Regions from separate parts of the Homo sapiens genome. Here region 1 is linked to region 2. A link is an interaction called in ENCODE POLR2A ChIA-PET data of the cell type or tissue named here. Cell type or tissue: GM12878. All regions are shown on one strand. Each heading gives the region's core, and the rest is flanking DNA. Links, peaks and the distances in the headings are about the cores only.

Region 1 (5,382 bases), core at 150-5,149, 100 kb after region 2:
CCACATTTTGACACATTTTGAGAGAATTAAAGCTCTGTAGTTTCAACCTTTTATCAGATAGATTAAAATATTATAATATTAAAGTTATTCATTTGTAAATATAATTGTTATAAATGATAATGTATATGTTTAACAATTATCAAGACAGTAGCTAATAGTAAATATAATTCGTAGTAAAATAAATCTTTCTTTTTCCTCTTTATTTTAGTTAAGTATGAGAGAGAAGCTAGTAAATACTGGGACACATTTTACAAGATTCATAAGAATAAGTTTTTCAAGGATCGTAATTGGCTGTTGAGGGAATTTCCTGAAATTCTTCCAGTTGATCAAAAACCTGAAGAGAAGGCGAGAGAATCATCATGGGATCATGTAAAAACTAGTGCTACAAATCGTTTCTCAAGAATGCACTGTCCTACTGTGCCTGATGAAAAAAATCATTATGAGAAAAGTTCTGGTTCTTCAGAAGGTCAAAGCAAAACAGAATCTGATTTTTCCAACCTAGACTCTGAAAAACACAAAAAAGGACCTATGGAGACTGGATTGTTTCCTGGTAGCAATGCCACTTTCAGGATACTAGAGGTATTGTGCTCAAGGGACAAAAATGGGAGGTGACAAATAATTTGAAAATGTACATTCTGTATTATTTTATTAAAAATCCAGATTTTTTTTGGTGGAAAACTATCAAATGTAAATAAGCATTCAGTGTACTTCTGTGCATAAATAATATCTAAGGGACTCATGTCTTTAATCAGTCAAGTTTTAAGTTTGTGGTTTAAATCTGGTTTTGCTGGTTTTTAAAAAAAAAAAAATTGTCTGTTTTCATTTTAATCTGAGGGCAGTTTTAAGTACCAATGAAGCTTTGGCCTTAATTTTTACTCTCTTTGTTATTACCCCTTTTTAGATGAAATAGAAATAAGTGAGATATATAATTTGCTATAATCTGGTGTAGACCTTGGTTTTCTATTTTTAAAACTAAACCCTGTCTTTCTTATTTTAAAGGCAATGTATATTGATTATAGAAAATTTGCTAACAAGGAGATAATTTATCACCAATCCTACAAACAAAGGATTTCACCACTGTTAACATTTTAGTGACCTTTTTCTTCTTTTTTTTTTTTTTTTGAGACAGACTTTTGTTCTTGTTGCCCGGGCTAGAGTATAGTGGCGCCATCTCAGCTCACTGCAGCTTCTGCCTCCCGGGTTCAAGCAATTCTCCTGCCTCAGTCTCCTGAGTAGCTGGGATTACAGGCGCCTGCCACCACACCCAGCTAATTTTTTTGTATTTTTAGTAGAGACAGGGTTTCGCCACGTTGGCCAGGCTGGTTTTGAACTCCTGGCCTCAGGTGATCCGCCCGCCTCAGCCTCCTAAAGTGCTGGGATTACAGGCATGAGCCACTGTGCCTGGCTGACCTTTTTCTTCTTTTATTACTGTACATGTATTCTAAGTTTTGTTTGTTTCTATTTAACATGGCATCATAAGCAGTTTTCACTATCTTTAAAAATTCTCTGTAAATATTTTGATGGCTACAAAATATTTTACTATGTGGAGTACTATAATTTTACTTATCTATTTTCACACTACTGGGCATTTTAATTGTTTTCAGATTTTCTGAAGCAAACATTTTGGGTATAGCCTTTACCTGCATTTTCTTTTATTGTTTTAGGTTAGATTTTCTAGTTCATAATTTATGAAGATTTTTAATACTTTTAAAACATATTGCCCACTTGCTTTCTAAGAAGTTGTACTAATACCATTCCATGACAGTGTATGTCTGTTTCATCACACCCTCATTGATTGAAGTATTATTTTAATGTTTTCCACTTTGTTAGACAAAAATTGTACCTTGTTTTAATATGCGTTTCTTTGATGACTAAGTAGGTCACATACTTCAAATGTTTAGAATCATTTGTACTTCTTTTTTGTTCTGTCCATTTATTTTCTCTGCTTATCTGTTTTTTTTTTTTTCCTAATGAGCCTTGCCCTTTATCATATTCATTGCAGTTTTCTTCACAGCGTATTGGTTATTTTTAAATTTGGTTTATTTTGGGTTTTGGTGTGTAAAAAATTTAAATGTTTCCATAGTCAGATTTCTTAGTGTTTATTCCTGTGATTTATTTCATTGCTTTTGAGTTTAGAAAATTATCCTGTGCCCAGAGATCCAGTAAGTCTAATTGTTTTTTTCTTTAATAGGAGATCTGACATTGGTGACAAAAATTTAACCTTGCTTTTTTTGATATTTGCTTGTTCTTTTGATTTTAGGTTGGTTGTGGAGCTGGAAATAGTGTGTTTCCAATTTTGAACACTTTGGAGTGAGTTTTAAGAGTTTTCTTTCTACAGAATTTTACATATTTATGGAATGTTGAGAAATTCTGGGAAAATATTGTCACGTGTATGCCAGTAGTGTTTCTAATTCTTATATGAACAATGGCTCAAGCAAATTTCAAAAGAAATGTCTTAATCTCAATGTCTACTTTCATGTGAACTGGGAATTACTCTGAAAATAGTGTTTCGTAGCCATGGGTTGTCCATCATTGTTTTGAAGTAATTTTTTAAGCTTATGTGTATATGGATGAGAGAATAAGAAAAGAGGAAGCAGACTGGGCATGGTGGCTCATGCCTTTAATCACAGCACTTTGGGTGGCTGAGGCGGGTGGATCGCTTGAGGTCAGGAGTTCAAGACCAGCCTGACCAACATGGTGAAACACCACCTCTACTAAAAATACAAAATTAGCCAGGCATGGTGGCGCATGCCTGTAATCCCAGCTACTTGGGAAGCTGAGGCAGGAGAATCTGCTTGAACCAGGAGGCAGAGTTTGCAGTGACCCGACTGCGCCATTGCACTCCAGTCTAGGCAACAAGTGCAAAACTCAGTCTCAAAAAAAAAAAAAAAAAAAAAAAGAGGAAGTGATTTCATCCTTCCACTGAGCTGTGAACTGCTAAACTTCAGAGATTATTTACTCTCCCTAGATACTTAGATGTCATTTTACACATAGACAATTGAATGTAAAGCTTACAACTTAAGCCTCATTTTGTCATCCCTTCTGAAGCAACACCCTATGTAAGATGTTTGCATGCCAAATCATTGTGTCTAGGCTTAAAATTGTTTGGAGGTAGCAGCAACTAATCCTAAGACTCAAAAAAGCCGATCCTGGCTAACACGGTGAAACCTCGTCTCTACTAAAAATACAAAAAATTAGCCAGGCGTGGTGGCGGGCGCCTGTAGTCCCAGCTACTCGGGAGGCTGAGGCAGGAGAATGGCGTGAACCCGGGAGGCCGAGCTTGCAGTGAGCCGAGATCTCGCTACTGCATTCCAGCCTGGGCGACAGAGTGAGACTCCGTCTAAAAAAAAAAAAAAAAAAAAAAAAGCAGTCGGGCGTGGTGGCTCATGCCTGTAATCCCAGCACTTTGGGAGGCCAAGGCGGGCAAATCACGAGATCAGGAGTTCGAGACCAGCCTGGCCAACATAGTGAAACCCCATCTCTACTAAAAATACAAAAAATTAGCTGGGTGTGGTGGCGGGCGCCTGTAATCCCAGCTACTCGGGAGGCCGAGACAGGAGAATTGCTTGAACCCAGGAGGTGGAGGTTGCAGTGAGCTGAGATGCGCCACTGCACTCCAGCCCAGGCAACAGTGCGAAACTTTGTCTCAAAAAAAAAAAAAGCAGAGTTTGACTACAGGGACAGAGATTTGCTCCAGGCTCACCCTTCCTGTTCACCATTTCACCTGTGTCTTTTACTTTTTCCATGATGAACACACAAAACTCTTCAAACACCTTTTATCTATGGCCAATCTGCCAAGCTCTATTCTTTTTTAAGTTTACACATTTTTTTTAAGTTCACATTATTTTTCCATTATAAAATCAGCATTAGCACGTTGCAGAACATTTCCATTAGAGGAAAAGGAGAGGGAGGGAATCACTCATCATCCTAACATAGCCACTGACAAAATTTTTGTTTTAATTCCTTTCAGTCTTTATGCATATTTTTAAATGATGTGATCTTTTAAACTTTTTATTATTAAAATGTAAAAGCATCTGGGGCCTGGTGCGGTGGCTCACACCTGTAATCCCAGCACTTTGGGAGGACGAGGCAGGCAGATCACTTGAGGTCAGGAGTTTGAGACCAGCCTGGCCAACATGGTGAAACCCTGTCTCTACTAAAAATACAAAAATTAGCTGAGTGTGGTGGTGCACAATTGTAATCCTAGCTACTCGGGAGGCTGAGGCAGGAGAATTGCTTGAACCCAGGAGGTGGAGGTTGCAGTGAGCTGAGATCGCACTACTGCACTCCAGCCTGGGTGACAGAGCAAGAGACTCTGTCTCAAAAAAAATTTTTTTAATTAAAAAACATTCAGAAAAGCAAAGAGTACAGTGAATTTCCATATGCCTAACACCTCAATTCAACAATTACCAATATAATGCCAACATCATGATACTTTATCCTTGATTATTCAGGATATATCTCCCAAAACTCAGTATACTCTCTAATATTATTATAAACCTAACATAATGAATAGTGAGTAGTTTCCTACTATCATTTAATAACCAGTTAATGTGGCCAGGCCTGGGTGATGCTGGTAAATTTACAGTTCTGAATGTCCTTTCTGTTTGTGTCTTTGTTAGTTTTGTTTTCCTTTTTCTAGTTTCTGGGCTGAAATTTCAAACTTGCTTATGTCACATAGCCATATTCCTTTACCCCAGTGGTCTCTGAGCTTATAATACACGTAAATACACTACATTGGCAGTTGATTGTGTGTTACTTTATGACTGATCTCAAGGTATTATTTAGCATGTCATTTATTTATGCCTTGTCTCTCCGACCACTTTTTATATTCCTTAAGGTAGAGGGCATATTTTATCCTAATCTGATTTCCCAGGTTGCCTAACAGTACAGCTTAGTTGGAGCTCAATACATATTGCCTGATTAATATCTCTCATTCCCCCACTTGCTAGTTGTATTTTTCACCTCTGCTTCTCCCTTCAGCTTATAATTGCAAGCTCTTGGTTCCTCACTCCCTAACTCTTTCTTCTTAGCTCTGTCTTTCTTTGCCTCATACCTATGTTTTAGAAATTACTGTAGCTCAATAACCTCAGATAATTAATTCATCTTTTAAAGGCAACCAGTGATTAGCCTTCCAAAGGAATTATTAGACTTTTTTTTTCTGCTTAAGAAATTATGTTTTACTACTTTTAGAGAGTGTAGGATTAATGTTTTACATTTTCAGAATATTTTACCATAATTAGACCTCTGAAATGGAGAGGTCATATCATTCTCCAAGGATCATTTAATTCATAGACCCCTGCCAAGAGAGTGCTTGGTGGTGTGGTGGTAGTAGTGATATTTACACCTGTTTGCTGGGAGAAGAGCCAAGGTAGTCAGCTG
Region 2 (5,382 bases), core at 166-5,165:
TTTCTGATCACATAATTCATATAAAAAAAAACAAGATTAAAATAGTTTACAATACCATAAAACTGCCAAAAATAACCCTTATTAACATTTTGGTTCATTTCCTTCTGGTTTATATACATATACGTACCTGGACGTTGTTTTCCAAAAATGGTTCATATTAAATTCTTTCTTTACCTCTGAACATTTACTAAGAATATCTCTGTTGAATTCCATCAAGATCAAAAACTATTGTTCTGATATTTAAAATGAAAATTACTGGATAAAAAGGGTCCCATTATTTTAGAATGAAAACTAGTGGATTTAAAAAAAACAAAAAACAAAAAACCCTTTATGGTTTTTTTTTTTACTCCCAAATTACTTTTCAGAAAGGTTGAGTAAATTTATACTTCTGCCAATATTGAATGCTATATCTTTGATGTGAAAAATAGTCTCTTTTAATTTGTACTTCTCTGATTAGTTGAGATGTGATCATAAATGTTTAATTTTATTTTGTTCCTTTTTTTTGAGACAGTTTCTCACACTCCAGGCTGGAGTGCAATGGCATGATCTTAGCTCACTTCAACCTCCACCTCCCAGGCTCATGTAATTGTCCTGCCTCAGCCTCCCAAGTAACTGGGACTACAAGCTCATGCTACTACGCTTAGCTAATTGTTACATTTTTTGTAGAGGCAGAGTTTTGCCATGTTGCCCAGGATGGTCTTGAACTCCTGGACTCAAGTAATCCACCTGCCTCAGCCTCCCGAAGTGTTGGGATGACAGGTGTGAGCCACTTCGCCTGGCGCTTTTCTTTCTTTCTTTTTTTTTTTTTTTTTTTTGAGATGGAGTCTCACTCTGTCTCCCAGGCTGGAGAGCAATGGCACCATCTCGGTTCACTGCAACCTCCGCTTCCCAGGTTCAAGCGATTCTCCTGCCTCAGCCTCCTGAGTAGCTGGGATTACAGGTGCATGCTACCATGCCCAGCTAATTTTTGTATTTTGTATTTTTAGTAGAGACAGGGTTTCACCATGTTGGTCAGGCTGGTCTCGAACTCCTGACCACGTGATCTGCCTGCCTCAGCCTCCCAAAGTGCTGGGATTACAGGCGTGAGCCACTGCGCCCAGCCCCTTTTCATTTTTTTAAATGAACTTTGAAATTAAATTACTGTTGAAAGAGAAACAATTTTCAGGTGATAATTTTATTGTACCTCTTTGACATTCTCTCACTGATTCAAAAGTTTAAACCAAACAGTTTCACAAGAATGAAGGCAACTTCATATGCGATTATAACCTGTGGATAAAACACCATTGGACATTAAATAACTCAATAATATTTAATCATTAGAACACTAATTGACACCACTTACTCTAATTTAATTTTTTTTTTAAGTTAAAGCAGGAAGTTATAAACTTGACATTAAATGATCCTGAAGAATTGTTGCTCATTTTCCTAGGTGTGATAATGACATGATAAGATAACATGTCCAGATTTCCACTTCCAGCATGAGGGCATGAAGAGCTCTGTGGACAAACTCCTTGGCAAAACTGGTGAAAATCATAAAAGGACAACTATTTAAAGTCTCTGCAAATGGTCCTGGGGACATACAGCATATGAAGAAACATTTATTCAAGAAAACCTACTACTGCTCAGTAAGAATAGTGAGTCTGTGGTGTCTGAACCAGGGCATAGTCCCTTCCTTCCCAATCCCAGCTCAGCAAGATGGAAACTCCACTCCAGACTGGTGCAGCCAAGAGTACAAGGCTCCCTGTTTTCCAAGCTTCCACTCAGAGAGCTATCTTCCTAGGAGGGGTGGGATGACAGCATTTCTCATCCAGTCCCCAGCTGCCTATTGCTGGGGCTGAGTATTGGGTCAGTATAGTCAAGAGGTGGGGGTCCCTTCTTCCACCCAGCCCCTATTCATGGGATGGAGGATCTACCTTGGATGTAGCACAGCTGAGGATACTGAGGCCCTAACTGGCCTTATCCTCCTTAGAAAACAGTAGTTCTACACTGAGAGAGAGACAAGGTGGGAAGATCTGAGGTCAGTGTTTCCTCAACTCCAAGTGCGCAGCTTCTAGAGTAGGGGAGTCACTCAGAGAGAAGCATGGCATTGACTCCCACAACCAGGTAAAGAGCCTTAGTTCAAAAACTGTGCAGGAGGGGAGAAGCAGGCCATAAAAGAGATAGCTCTGTGGCTCTTTCCAGAAAAACTAATTTTATTTGCAACAGAGTGTGGAGAAGTTAAGGCCTAGGAGCACTAACAAAATCTGTGGAGTTTGTGATGAAAGGCAAATGGGAGGAGACTGGTAGACTCAGCGGAGATACAGGCTAAATTGTAGGCTGGCTAATTTGCCAGAAATAACCAGAAAAAGCTAGCAGGACAGAGCCCTCTTGGGGTTAGAACAAATCTCAAAAGCTGACTATTCTCTCTAAATTCTGGTTTCTGGTCCAAGACGAAAACAGCCTGGAAGTGCCACCCGTCTGTCCTCATAGCACGAAAAATGCTGAACAATCTGAAAATCCATAATTATTCTTAGATCCATCAGAGAATTCAGGTCACAGGGCAAACTGCTGCCTCCAAAACTGGAGAGAAAGGTGGATACTGACAATTACAGCTTTCCAGGAACATAAGCCCAGGAACAAGCCACTGGAGCCAACAATGGGGGAGACAAAAATAAGCACACTAGAGGAAATTTTAACCTCTAATACCTACGGCTACAACAAACAATAATCATAGCCGAACTCCTACTCAGATAAACATAAAATCTCACTCTAAAGGCCTATTTAATTCTTTTTATCCAATATTATCTTAAATTTGTAAAATTTTTTGAGACACTGTCTCGCTCTGTTGCTCAGGCTGGAGTGCAGTGGCATGCTGACGGCTCGAGCAGCCTTGACCTCCTGGGCTCAAGCGATCCTCCCACCTCATCCTCCCTGGTAGCTGGGACTACAGGTGTGTGCCACCATGCCCAGCTAATGTTGATATTTTTTGTAGAGATGGGGTTTTGCCATGTTGGTTAGGCTGGTCTCAAACTCCTAGGCTCAAGCAACCCCAGACGTTGGCCTCCAAAAGTGCTGGGATGACAGGAGTAAGCCACTGTGCCTGGCCTATCCAATATATCATATCATATATAGCCCTCAACCAAAAAAATGACAAGGCATGCTAACAGGCAAAATACAAAAGTTTGAAGAAACAAAACAAACATCAGAACTGGATTCAGATATGGCAGAGATTTTAGAGTTAGCAGACCAGAAATTAAAATAACAATGATTAAGCCAGGTGCGATGGTATGTGACTGTAGTTCCAGCTATACTCAGGAGGCTGAGGGAGGAGGATCACTGGAGTGCAGGAGTTTGGGGCTACAGTGCACTATTATCATACCTGTGAAAAGCCACTGCACTCTAGCCTGGGCAACAAAGCAACGCCTCATTTCTTGTTTTTTACTGTTTGTTTGGGGTTTTTTGGGGTTTTCTTTTTTGAGTCTCGCTCTGTTACCCAGGCTGGAGTGCAGTGGCATGCAATCACAACTCACTGCAACCTCCACCTCCCAGATTCAAGCAATTCTTCTGCCTTGGCCTCTGGAGTAGCTGGGATTATGGGTGTGTGCCACCATGCCCAGCTAATTTTTGTTTTTTTAGTAGAGATGGGGTTTCGCCATGTTGGCCAGGCTGGTGTCGAACTCCTAGCCTCAAGTGATCTGCCCACCTAGTCCTCCCAAAGTGTGAGATTACAGGTGTGAGCCTCCGCACCCAGTCACAAGACCTCATTTCTAAACTAATTAATTAAATAGCTGATTAACAGGATCAGAGCTGGGAAAAGTGGACACCATGCAAGAAAAGATGGGTAAATTAAACACAGATAAAAATTCTAAAAAAAAAAAAAAAAAAAAAGGAAAAAAAAGAAATACTAGAAATCAAAAAACACCATAAGAGAAATGAAGAACGCCTTTAACAGTTATCAGTAAACTGGATGCAGCCAAGGACAGAATCAGTGAGTTTGAAGATAGGTCAACAGAAACTTCCCAAGCTGGGGCAATAAAAGAGGAAAAAGAAAGAAAAAGTAGAACAGAATATTCAAGTATTACAGGAAAATTGGAGAAGGTATAACATCCACATAATGGGAATACCAGAAGGAAGAAAAAGAGAAAAATAAATATTTGAAGTAATAATGGCTGAGAATTTTCCAAAACTGACAGATACCAAGCCCCAAATCTGGGAAGCATATTCAAACTGCAGAAAATCAAAAGTGAAGAGAAAATCTTGAAAGAAGCCAGATGAAAAAAAAGCACCTTAACTATATAGGGGAACAATAAGAATTAATTTGGATTTCTCTTCAGAGAGCATAAGAGCAAGCAGAGAGAGACATAAATACCTAAAGTGTTCTGGTGGCTCGTGTCTGTAATCCTCAGCAGAGGCTGAGGTGGGAGGACTACTTGAGGTCAGGAGTATGAGATCAGCTTGGGCAACACAGCACGACTGAGACCCCTATCTCTAAAAAAATTGTTTTAAAAATAGCCACATGCCTATAGTCCTAGCTACTTGGGAGGCTGAGATGGTCGGATTGCTTCAGTCCAGGAGTTTGGTGTTACAGTGAGCTATGATTGTGCCACTGCACTCCAGCCTGGGAGACACAGCCAGACCCTGACTTTGGGGGGGAAAAAAAAAGGCACAGATAGATTAAAAGTAAAGGAATGGCAAAAGATACAATGTGTAAACACTAAACAAAAGAAAGCTGGAGTAGCTATACTAATTTCAGACAAAGTCGAATTTGGCAAGGAACATTACCAGGGATTAAGTGGGCATAAGATAATGAAAAAGGTGTCAATTCTCCAAGAAGGCATAACAATATTTAATACATATGCATCTAACAACAGAGTATCAAAACACAATGTGGCAAACACGGATAGAAATGCAAGGAGAAATAGATAAATCCACTCACTATTATAGAGATTTCAATACCCATCAGTAATTAACACATCCAGCTGGCAGAAAGTTAGTAATTATGCATATACTTAAACTGAAAGGTACCATCAGTCAACTGGATCAAACAGAATATCTCATCCAACGACAGCAGAATACACATTCTTCTCAAGCTTACACGAAACGTTCACCAAGGTAGACCACATTCTGAGCCATAAAAGACACCTTAACAAATTTAAAAGACTAGAACTAATATAAAGTATGCTCTTGGGTCATAGTGGTATTAAACCACAAATCAATAAAACAATGATAACTGGAAAATCCCAATATATTTGGAGAGTGAACAACACACATCTAAATAACACATGGGTCAAAGAAGTCCCAGGAGAAATTTAAAAATATTCTGAACTAAATGAAAATGCACATACAACGTATCAACATTTGTGGGATGCAACAAAAACAATGCTTAGAGGAAAAGGTATAGCA

Evidence for each region. Peaks named below come from ENCODE experiments on the same cell type or tissue, not always from the same donor. Only the 100,000 strongest peaks of a DNase experiment are listed, where the experiment ranks them.
Region 1: POLR2A ChIA-PET joins it to region 2 with 10 read pairs; 7 of 35 experiments call an interaction of 5 or more read pairs at or near these places.

Annotation. Positions count from the first base shown.
Region 1 is chr2:171,334,381-171,339,762 of GRCh38, reverse strand. It overlaps METTL8 (methyltransferase 8, tRNA N3-cytidine), which reads left to right. Exons shown (of 10, transcript NM_001321154.2): 4 at 209-579; 5 at 2,261-2,310. Among named protein-coding and RNA genes, the nearest start is that of METTL8, 97 kb to the left of the region's middle. RefSeq lists a silencer at 2,865-2,924. In GM12878, for the core only: no CTCF peak of the experiment used is centred there; no DNase peak of the experiment used is centred there; H3K27ac peaks cover 3,588 bases.
Region 2 is chr2:171,437,997-171,443,378 of GRCh38, reverse strand. The region is part of intron 2 of DCAF17 (DDB1 and CUL4 associated factor 17); the gene reads right to left. Among named protein-coding and RNA genes, the nearest start is that of DCAF17, 6.5 kb to the right of the region's middle. In GM12878, for the core only: no CTCF peak of the experiment used is centred there; no DNase peak of the experiment used is centred there.